Linked DNA regions of Homo sapiens: region 2 is linked to region 1. Evidence: chromatin loops called from intact Hi-C (ENCODE). Cell type or tissue: K562. All regions are shown on one strand. Each heading gives the region's core, and the rest is flanking DNA. Links, peaks and the distances in the headings are about the cores only.

Region 1 (5,264 bases), core at 1,010-5,009:
TAATCCCAGCACTTTGGGAGGCCAATGCAGGAGGTTCACTTGAGCCCGTGAGTTCAAGACCACCTTGGGCAACATAGACCTCATCTCTAGCAAAAAAACAAAACAAAACAAAAACAACAAAAAACCAGAAAGAAAAGTGCCAATGATATTGCCACCTTAAAGGTTTATTATACAATGAATACTTTTTTACCTATTTTAAAGAACAAAAAGTCTGCAATGACGTGAACTCAAACTACCTATAAAAATGAGTACCATCATTTAAGGGTGGTTAAGTGCTGAGGTACACAATGAGTACAGTAGAGGTGAGAACCAGCATTTGCTGAGAGTTTTTTTTTTTAAATCATGAAATGATGTTGAATTATGTTGAATGATTTTTCAGCATCAGTTTATATGATCATATAAATATCTTTAGTTTGTAGACATGGTGGATTACATTGATTGATTTACAAATGTTGTAACAGGCTTGCATGCCTGGAATAAATTCCACTGATTATTGTTAGACACAGTAGTCTCCCCTTATCTGTGCAGGATACATTCCAAGACCCCCAGTGGATGCATTAAACCACAAATAGTACCAAACCTGATTGCTATAAATTAGAACACATTTCTGTTCATGTCTTCCACAAATTTAATGCCTTTTCCACCTTCACTAAGCACTTATCATGCATTGTGGCCATAACTTGCAGTTTGAGGTGGGACAGCAAAACTAGCAAGAAAATCTTTTTCCTTTTTCCCGATTTCATGAATAGAAGATTCGTTCTTACTATACGTCTTAGCAATCTCAGCATAAGATTTCTTTCCTTTCCTTGTTAAATCAAGAAGTCTTACCTTTCCAATTTAAGAAACCACTTTATGGCATCTCTTTGGCAAATTGGAATTGCCAGCATCACTGCTGTTGCCCTTTGGCGTCATTATTAAATAATATAAGGATGACTTAAACACAACCGCTGTGATGCTGTGACAGTTGATCTGATAGAATTTAGAAGGCAGCAAAGTGACTAATGGGCAGGTAGCCTATAGAAGTGTGTACAGGCTTAACAAAGGGGTGATTCATGTCCTGGGTGGGCCAGAGTGAGATTTCATCATGCTACCCAGAATGGTATGCAATTTAAAACTTATGAATTGTTTATTTCTTGAATTTTCCATGTAATATTTTCTGACCACAGTTGACAGTAGATAACTGAAACCTCAGAAAGTGAAACTATGGTGAGGGGGAACTGCTGTAATTATTTTTCTATATTGCCAGACTTGATTTGCTAACATTTTGTTGATGATTTTGCATCTAAGTTCATGAGAAATATTGGTCTGTTATTTTCTGTTTTGTACTTCCCTTTGGTTTTGTTGTGCCTTGGTCTTTTTGTACTGTATTGTCTTGGTATAACAGTAATAATAATAGTTATAAAATCAGGTGTTTCCCCTCATCCTTTATTTCCTGGAACAGATTATATAAAATTGATGTGTTTGGGAAGAAAAGTGTCTTTTCCTCTCTCTTAGGTCCTCACATCTTAGGTTCATGGCTGAGGCCAGTATAAGAAAAGACAGATTAACAAGAGAAAAGATACATTTATATAATAGGAGTTTTACATGGCACACAGCCCTCGTAAGGGAAAGGAACCTGAAGAAAGAGGTAAATCTGTGTGTGGGTTGTCTTTTTTTTTTTTGAAACGGAGTTTTGCCCTTGTCGCCCAGGTTGGAGTGCAATGGCACAATCTTGGCTCATTGCAACTTCCACCTCCTGGGTTCAAGCGATTCTCCTGCCTTAGCCTCCTGAGTAGCTGAAATTACAAGCACCCGCCACCTGGTCCAGCTAATTTTTCTATTTTTAGTAGAGACGGTGTTTCGCCACGTTGGCCAGGCTGGTCCCGAGCTCCTGACCTCTGGTGATCCACCTGCCTCCGCCTCCCAGAGTGTTGGGATTACAGGCATGAGCCACTGCATCTGGCCATCTTTTTTTTTTTTTTTTTTTTTTTTTTTTAAAGGCGAAAAAGTATCACCATGTTGCCCAGGCTGGACTCCAGGGCTCAAGGTATCTACTGGCCGCAGCCTCCCAAGTAGTTGGGGCTACAGGGGTGCATACTCTGCGCTTGGCCTAAACCTGTGTACTTTTAGTGCTAGGTTTGATGAAGAAGTGGATAGTGTGTGTATGACTGGATTAAAAAGTATGACCTAATGGTAATAAACCGGAGGGAACATAGCAAGGTGTTATTCAGGTTCTTCTCTGTGACCCTAAATCATCAGAAATCAGGATGTTCCTTTCCTCTGAGTATAGGAAGGACACCTCTCAAATGAGGATCTTATGACTTGCTTCATGGGAATGTCAGAAAATCCTTTTTAGATTTTATGACCTGGGTCAGGGGAGAAGAGCTGGAGGAAGGTAAGAGTGGTGTACCTGCTTCTGAGATTTTCTCAAATTTTTCCAGCTTAAAATATTTTGGAGGAGTGTGTACTGAACCTTATTAGATGTTAATTCTACTTTAAATCTGGTAGAAGTGTGGTAGAATTTTCCTGTGAAACTATCTGAGCCTGGAGATTTTGTCTGTCATCTCCACTCTAACATTGAGTGCATCCAGCGAGTTCATTTGGGCTATTATATTTTCAGTTCTATAATTTCTATTTGGTTATTTTTTTAATTGTGTTTCTTTGCTGAGATTTTCCATTTTTTGAGAGAGATTTTTGAAGGTTTTTTGAAATACGTCTTTGATGGTTACTTTAAAATCCTGTCAGATAATTTAAACATTTGATTCATCTTAGTTTTGACATCTGTTGGTTGTTTTTTTCATTCATATTATGATTTCCTGGTTCTTGGGATGACAGTGATTTTTGGATATTATGAGGCTTTGAATGTTTTTTGTTGTTGTTGAAGTGTAACATGAGGGCTAGGTGAGTATATTCTCACCTTCCCACTGCCTGCCCTTTCCCCCAGTACCACTACAGCAAAGTGGGACACTGACTTACATTGCCTTTACAGATAGGATGTGGATGTTCACCTCCTCAGCCCACTGATGCCTTCTTGCGAAAGTGGTCTACCTCCCTTCCTGTTTGCCTCTGGTTTGAGTTTAACATTGGTCCCCTGCTGAACCCACTGCTACAGGAGTAGGAGGGGAAAGTGGAGTGCCCACCAGCTCTGCATTCCTTCACCTTTTTGGCTTCATTGGTACAAAGTGGGTTGGGACTCTGCTTCCCTCTGGGCTTTGCTGATCCTGATGGGTGGAGTGGAGAACAGGAGTGCTGAGTAGCCCTGCTTGACACTGCCTCTTCAGTCTGTCAGCATGAAATAAATATATAGAGACAAGTCTCCAAGCAAAGGTTTTATTTGGAAATAATATACAGGAATTGCAGTTCAGAACACAAAAACTGGGGTAGCCCCTAGGTGTGTCTGAAGAACAAAGGAAAAGTCTGGGGCTTTACTGGGGGAACAGAGGAAGCTTATGTAATTTGTTTTGCAAGTTCATTGGTGTTGGCAGTGTCTTACAGGGGCTGGTGAATTCTGATTGGTGAGTGACAGTTTCTAGGTAAAACTTGTAAGCTTAAAGTTATGGCAGGCTGTTGCGGTTTTGGACTGGGCTTGTGAGATAGTTCCTAGAATGTTTTTCCCTAAGACTCCTCCCACTTTATTTTTGTTGGGTATGACAAAAAAATCTCCTTTGCATAATCAGTTTTCACAAGTCTCTTTGCTTCTGGGTAGGTATGGAGACCCAGCTTCCATTGGGCATCAGTAACACCAAGGGTAGGAGAAAAGTAGAATACCAATTAGCCCCCACTTGTACAGTCTCTTTGTTCCTGTCTGGTAGTTCAGGCTCAACTCTTTCCTGCGTCCCACTAACAACAGACATAGTGGCGATTAGCTGTGCTTTGGATTTCCTTCTTAATAAAGTCTCCTTGCTGCTGGGTCAGGATGGAGGCTTAGCTTGCTGCTGCACCCTGTAGACACTAATCAGTTGGAGGAATGCGATCCACAGAGGGGAATGTAAAATCAGTTCCTCCTGCTTCTGCCCCAGTGAAAGTACCCTTAGCCTATCTGGTAGATGATGGAAAATTAGCCTGCCAAACTTCCTGATTGACTACTGTTGGGTAAGTTAGGCTACCTGCAAGGACGGAATAGGTTAGAGATTTTTGGAGTGGAAATTTAATGTACCATTTGGCCTGCTGAAAGTGGGTGGTAAAGCTGTTTTTCCATTGATGATTGGCTGATACTGCCAAAAATGCTTTTTGTTGTTTGCCCACCCTTTTTATGATCATTGCTTTGCTAGTTAGGAACAGGCTTTCCTTGGAGTTTTTTTTTTTTTTTTTTTTTTTTTTTTCCTCTGCCTGTTGGTGGTTCTACATCGGAGTCTTCTCTATCACCCTGTTTGGGATATATGGGAGGCAATAAGGAGATGCAGGGGACTCATTGCCATGTTATTTATCAAATAGTGACGTCCCTAGGCAGCCAGCCTTCTTTTTTTCTACCTTTCAGCGATGTCCTGTGCTTTTCTTGTTGTGTTGTGTTTTGGGTTTTTTAGTTGTAAGAGGAATGACCTGGGAGCTCTGGGGCTTTCCACGTTGATGCAACCAGAGAGCCTTCAAAATATTGTTTTTGTTCACATAGAAGCACTCAAAAATAAAATTAAATCTCATTATTATAGTGGAGTAATATTTGGTGAGAATTTTTTCCATGAAGATTTTCATCAATTTGGACATCGGGCTGTGATTCATTATTACCATTTCCCCTGTTAGAATAACAGGATTATTTTCCTATAAAAAAAGGAGTGCTTTGTCTTTTAATGTGGTAAAATATATATAACATAAAATTTATAATTTAGCCATTTTTAAGCATACACTTCAGAGGCGTTAATTACATTCACGATGTTGTGCAATCATCACACTGTTTCTAAAACTTAAAAAGATTTATGGACTTTTTTTTAAGAAGTTTTAAGTTTACAGAAAAATGTAAAGGAAGTATAGAGTGTTTCCATGTACTCTCTCCTTCCCCCACTTATTAACGTCTTGCATTAGTGTGATGTGTTTGTTAAAACTGATGAGCCAAATACATCCTGTATGTTCTGACAAATGTATGACATGTATGCACCATTACAGTATCATACAAAATAGTTTCACTGTGCTAAAAATTCTTTGTGTCTACCTGTTCATCCCTTCATCTTTCACTTCCTCATCCCCCACCAACCCCTAATAACCAATGATCTTTTTGCCATCTCCATCGTTTTGCTTTTTTCAGAATGTTGTATCAGAATCATACAGTAGGTATCCTTTTCAGATTGGCTTCT
Region 2 (5,264 bases), core at 446-4,445, 110 kb before region 1:
TGTGTTGTCTGGGATTTCTTTCAGCAGTGTTTTGTAGTTTCCCTTGTAGAGGTCTTTCACCTCCTTGGTTAGGTATATTCCTAAGTTGTTTTTTTTTTTTTTTTTTTTTTTTTTTTTTGCAGCTATTGTAAAAGGGGTTGATTCTTGATTTGATTCTCAACCTGGTCACTGTTGGTGTACAGAAGAGGTGCTGATTAGTGTACAATAATTTTGTGTCCGGGAACTTTGCTGAATTCTTTTATCAGTTCCAGGAGCTTTCTGGAGGAGGCTTTAGGGTTTTCTAGGTAAACAATCATATCAGCAAACAGCAACAGTTTGACTTCCTCTTTACTGATGTGGATGCCCTTTATCTCTTTCTCTTGTCAGATAGCTCTGGCTAGGACTTTCAGTACTGTGCTGAAGGGGAGTAGTGAAAGCTAGCAGCCTTGTATTGTTCCTGTTCTCAGAGGGAATGCTTTCAACTTTTCCCCATTCAGTATTATGTTGGCTGTGGGTTTGTCATAGATGGCTTTTATTATATTGAGGTATATCCCTTGTATGCTGATTTTGCCAAGAGTTTTAATCATAAAGTGATGCTGGATTTTGTTGAATGCTTTTTCTGCTTCTATTGAGATGATCATGTGATTTTTAATTCTGTTTATGTGGTGTATCACATTTATTAACTTGTGTATGTTAAACCATCCCTGTATCCCTGGTATGAAACCCACTTGAACATAGTGAATTGTCTTTTTGATATATTGTGGATTTGGTTAGCAAGTATTTTGTTAAGGATTTTAGTATCTGTGTTCATCAGGGTTATTGGTCTGTAGTTTTCTTTTTTTGGTTATGTCCTTTCCTGGTTTTAGTATTAGCGTGATAATGGCTTCATAGAATGATTTAGGGAGGGTTCCCTCTTTCTCTATCTTGTAGAATAGTGTCAATAAGATTGGTACCAATTCTTTCAGTGTCTGGTAGAATTCTGCTGTGAATCCATCTGGTCCTGGACTTTTTTTTTGATAGTAATTTTTAAATTACCATTTCAGTCTCACTACTTGTTATTGGTCAGTTCAGGGTATCTAATTTATCCTGATTTAAGCTAGGAAGGTTGTATCTTTTCAAGAATTTATCCATTTCTTCTAGGTTTTCTAGTCTGTGGATGTAAAGGTCTTCATAGTAGCCTTGAAGGGTCTTTTGTATTTCTTTGGCGTCAGTTGTAATTTCACATGTATTGTTTCTCACTGAGCTTATATCGATTTTCTCTCTTCTTTTCTTAGTTAATCTTGTTAATGGTCTCTCAGGTTTATCATTTGAAAGAACCAGCTTTTTGTTTCATTTATCTTTTGTATTTTTTTTTTGATTGTTTCAGTTTCGTTTAGTTCTGCTCTGATCTTGGTTATTTACTTTCTTCTGCAAGGCTTGGGTTTGGTTTGTTCTTGTTTCTCTGGTTCCTTGAGGTGTGACCTTAGATTGTCTGTCTGTGCTCTTTCAGACTTTTTGATGTTGGTGTTTAGGGCTATGAGCTTTCCTCTAAGCACTGCCTTTGCTGTGTCCCAGAGGTTTTGATAGGTTGTGTCACTATTGTCATTCAGTTCAAAGAATTTTTTAAATTCCATTTTGATTTCATTTTTGACCCACTGATTATTCAGGAGCAGGTTGTTTAATTTCCATGTATTTGCGTGGCTTTGGAGGTTCCTTTTGGGGTTGATTTCCAGTTTTATCCCACTGTGGTTTGAAAGAGTGCTTGATATAATTTCAGTTTTCTTAAATTTATTGAGGCTCATTTTGTGCCCCATTGTGTGGTCTGTCTTGGAGAAAGTTCCACACCTTGTTGAATAGAATGTATATTCTGTGGTTGTTGGATGGAATGTTCTGTATATATCTGCTAAGTTCATTTGTTCCAAGGTATAGTTTAAATCCATTGTTTCTTTGTTGACTTTCTGTCTTAATGACCTATCTACTGCTGTCAGTGGAGTATTGAAGTCCCCCACTATTATTGTGTTGCTGTCTATCTCATTTCTTAGGTCTGTTAGTAATTGTTTTATAAATTTGGGAACTCCAGTGTCAGGTGCATGTATTTTTAGGATTGTGATATTTTCCTGTTGGACAAGGCCTTTTATCATTATATAATGTCCCTCCTTGTCTTTTTTAACTGCTGTTGCTTTAAAGTTTCTTTTGTCTGGTATAAGAATAGCTACTCCTGCTTGCTTTTGGTGTCCTTTTGCATAAAATGTCTTTTTCCACCCCTCTGCCTTAAGTTTGTGTGAGTCTTTATATGTTAGCTAGGTGAGTCTCCTGAAGGCAGCAGATAATTGGTTGGTGGATACGTATCCATTCTGCATTTCTGTATCTTCTAAGTGGAACATTTAGGCCATTTACATTCAATATTAGTATTGAGATGTGAGGTACCATTTTATTCACCATGGTATTCGTTGCCTGTATACATTAGATTTTGTTTTTGTTTTTTAAATTGTATTTTTGTTTTTGTTTTTTAAAATTGTATTTTTGTTTTATAGGTCCTGTGAGATTTATGCTTTAAAGTGGTTCTATTTTGATGTGCTTCCAGGATTTATTTCAAGATTTAGAGCTCCTTTTAGCAGCTCGTGTAGTGGTGGCTTGGTAGTGGCGAATTCTCTCGGCATTTGTTTGTCTGAAAAAGACTGTATCTTTCTTTCATATATGAAGCTTAGTTTCACTGGATACAAAATGCTTGACAAAAATCATTTTGTTTGAGGAGACTGAAGATAGGGCCCCAATCCCTCCTAGCTTGTAGGGTTTCTGCTTAGGTATCTGCTGTTAATCTGATAGGTGTTCCTTTGTAGGTTACCTGGTGCTTTTTTCTCACAGGTCTTAAAATTCTTTCCTTCATCTTAACTTTAGATAACCTGATGTCAGTGTGCCTAGGCAGTAATCTTTTTGTGATGAATTTTGCAGGTGTTCCTTTTGCTTCTTCTATTTGGATGTCTAGGTCTCTAGCAAGGTCAGGGAAGTTTTCCTCGATTATTCCCCCAAGTATGTTTTCCAAACTTTTCAATTTCTCTTCTTCCTTGGGGACACCGATTATTCTTAGATTTGGTTGTTTAACATAAGCCCAGACTGTTTGGAGCCTTTGTTCGTATTTTCTGATTTTTTTGGTCTTTGTTGGAGTTTGTGAATTAGAAGACCTTGTCTTCAAGCTCTGAATTTTTCTTCTACTTTTTCAGTTTTATTGCTGAGACTTTCCAGAGCATTTTGCGTTTCTATGAGTGTCCATTGTTTTCTGAAGTTTTGATTGTTTTTTATTTATACTGTTTCCCTGAATATTTCTTCCTTCACTTCGTGTAATATTTTTTGGATTTCCTTACATTGTGGCCACCTTTCTCTGGTGTCTCCCCTATTAGCTTAATAACTATCCTCCTGAATTGTTTTTCAGGTACATCAGGGATTTCTTCTTGGTTTGGTTCCATTGCTGGTGAGCCAGTGTGTGATTTTGGGGGGTGTTAAAGAACCTTGTTTTGTCATATTACCAGAGTTGGTTTTCTGGTTCCTTCTCATTTGGTTCCTTCTCTCTGTCAGAGGAAAGGTCTAGCGCTAAAGGCTGTTGTTCAGATTCTTTTGTCCCATGAGGTGTTCCCTTGATGTAGTACTCTCCCCCTTTTCCCATGGATGTGGCTTCCTGGGAGCCGAGTTGTAGTGATTATCTCTCTTCTGGATCTAGCCACCCAGCAAGTCTACCAGGCTCTGGGCTGGTATTGCAGGTTGTCTGCAGAGTCCTGTGATGTGAACCATCTGTGAGTCTCTCAGCTGTGTATACCAGCACAGTATTTGGGGTGTCTCCAGGGTCTTGCAGGAGGAATCTGCTTCCTTCAGGGGGTCTGTGGGTCCTTTCAGGTTTCCTGATTTATTCCTGCAGTCGTTCTGGAGCAAAAATTCATGATGCGAGCCTCCACATGCTGCTCTGTCCATCCGAGTTAGAGCTGCAGTCTAGTCCTGCCTCCTGTCTGCCATGATCCATCCATTTTCTTGGGCCTCAGATTCCTCATTTGTGAAATGAGACTAGAAAAGCCTCTGGCTCCATAGGCTTATGTGATACAATACTGTGGGATACTTAGTACATAGAGTAAGTCCTCAGTGTTAGCTACTGTTATCATGTGACACTACAAACAATAGTTTAGAAATAATTCGGAATTGGATAGACCTGATACCTGGTCTAACTCTGCTTTTAGCTTTGAATGAGAGTTTCAGCCACTTCTTTGGACTTAGTTTTTAGTTTTTTAAAAATATTTTTAAAAGAGAGATCATAAGGCCCAACTTACGGGATTTTTGTTGATGTTTAAAGGAGTATATAGTTAAAACAGTGCCCAGAAGAGTAAATACAAAATAAATGCTAGATTTCTCTTCCATTCCACTCCCTACCCTCTGCTTTTTTTTTTTTTTTTTGATCATCCATGCCCTGATCTTTTTCCAGAAGAGATTCACTTAATCCTATGACAGTGCAGTTCAGACCTGACTGGAGTACTACAAATGTAGTTTGATCTGTGCCTGGTAGATAATTTAAATTGACCAACTCCAAGGTAGTTATATGTTAAGTCAGCATTTGTCTTCCTTTTTGTTCACAAATAAAAGCAAGAGCCTTTTTACTTTCCAAATGATTTTAAAATTTAGATTGAATTTGTCCAAAGGAAGAAAAATATATTTAATTTTTTTTTCTTTTTTTGAGACGGGGTCTCACTCTGTTGCCCAGGTTGGAGTGCAGTGGCATGATCATGGCTTACTGCAGTCTTGAACTCCTGGACTTAAGCGATTGCCCCACCTCAGGCTTGTCAGTAGCTGGGACTACAGGTGTGTGTCACCACGCCTGACTAACTTTTTAAAATTTTTGTAAAGATGGCATCTCTGTTGCCCATGCTGGTCCTGAACTCCTGGGCTCAAGCAGTCCTCCTGCGTCAGCCTCCAACATGCTAGGTGACTATAGGTGTGAACCATTGCACCAGGACTTTAATATTTTTGTTAAGAAATTGTTGCTGTTAAAAACAATCATAATTCAGTCTCCTCTGTACTAGTGTTACCAGCTGACGTACCATTTTTTGTTTAAAATCTAAACAGCAAGCATATTTAGTAAATATCTCATCCTTACCTGTGAAACTTATAGCATATGACGTAACAGAGGTATGACTGATGGATGTTTTCTCGTGTTTACTTATTCCTTTTTGAGGAACTGAAGAGCAATAATGGTTTATGCATAAGTATTTTCTAAAAAGCCTATGTGTTAATATATTATCTGACCTCTCAAGTTATTCAGATGATAT

What was found. A loop is a pair of places that touch in the nucleus more often than their neighbours do. Peaks named below come from ENCODE experiments on the same cell type or tissue, not always from the same donor. Only the 100,000 strongest peaks of a DNase experiment are listed, where the experiment ranks them.
Region 2: it touches region 1 in a loop (2.5-fold over the local background); 1 of 110 quality-filtered maps calls a loop at or near these places.

What each region holds. Positions count from the first base shown.
Region 1 is chr6:45,183,813-45,189,076 of GRCh38, reverse strand. The region is part of intron 2 of SUPT3H (SPT3 homolog, SAGA and STAGA complex component); the gene reads left to right. Among named protein-coding and RNA genes, the nearest start is that of MIR586, 11 kb to the left of the region's middle. In K562, for the core only: no CTCF peak of the experiment used is centred there; a DNase peak (open chromatin) is centred at 3,486.
Region 2 is chr6:45,289,588-45,294,851 of GRCh38, reverse strand. All of the region lies in intron 2 of SUPT3H (SPT3 homolog, SAGA and STAGA complex component), which reads left to right. Among named protein-coding and RNA genes, the nearest start is that of RUNX2, 36 kb to the left of the region's middle. In K562, for the core only: no CTCF peak of the experiment used is centred there; no DNase peak of the experiment used is centred there.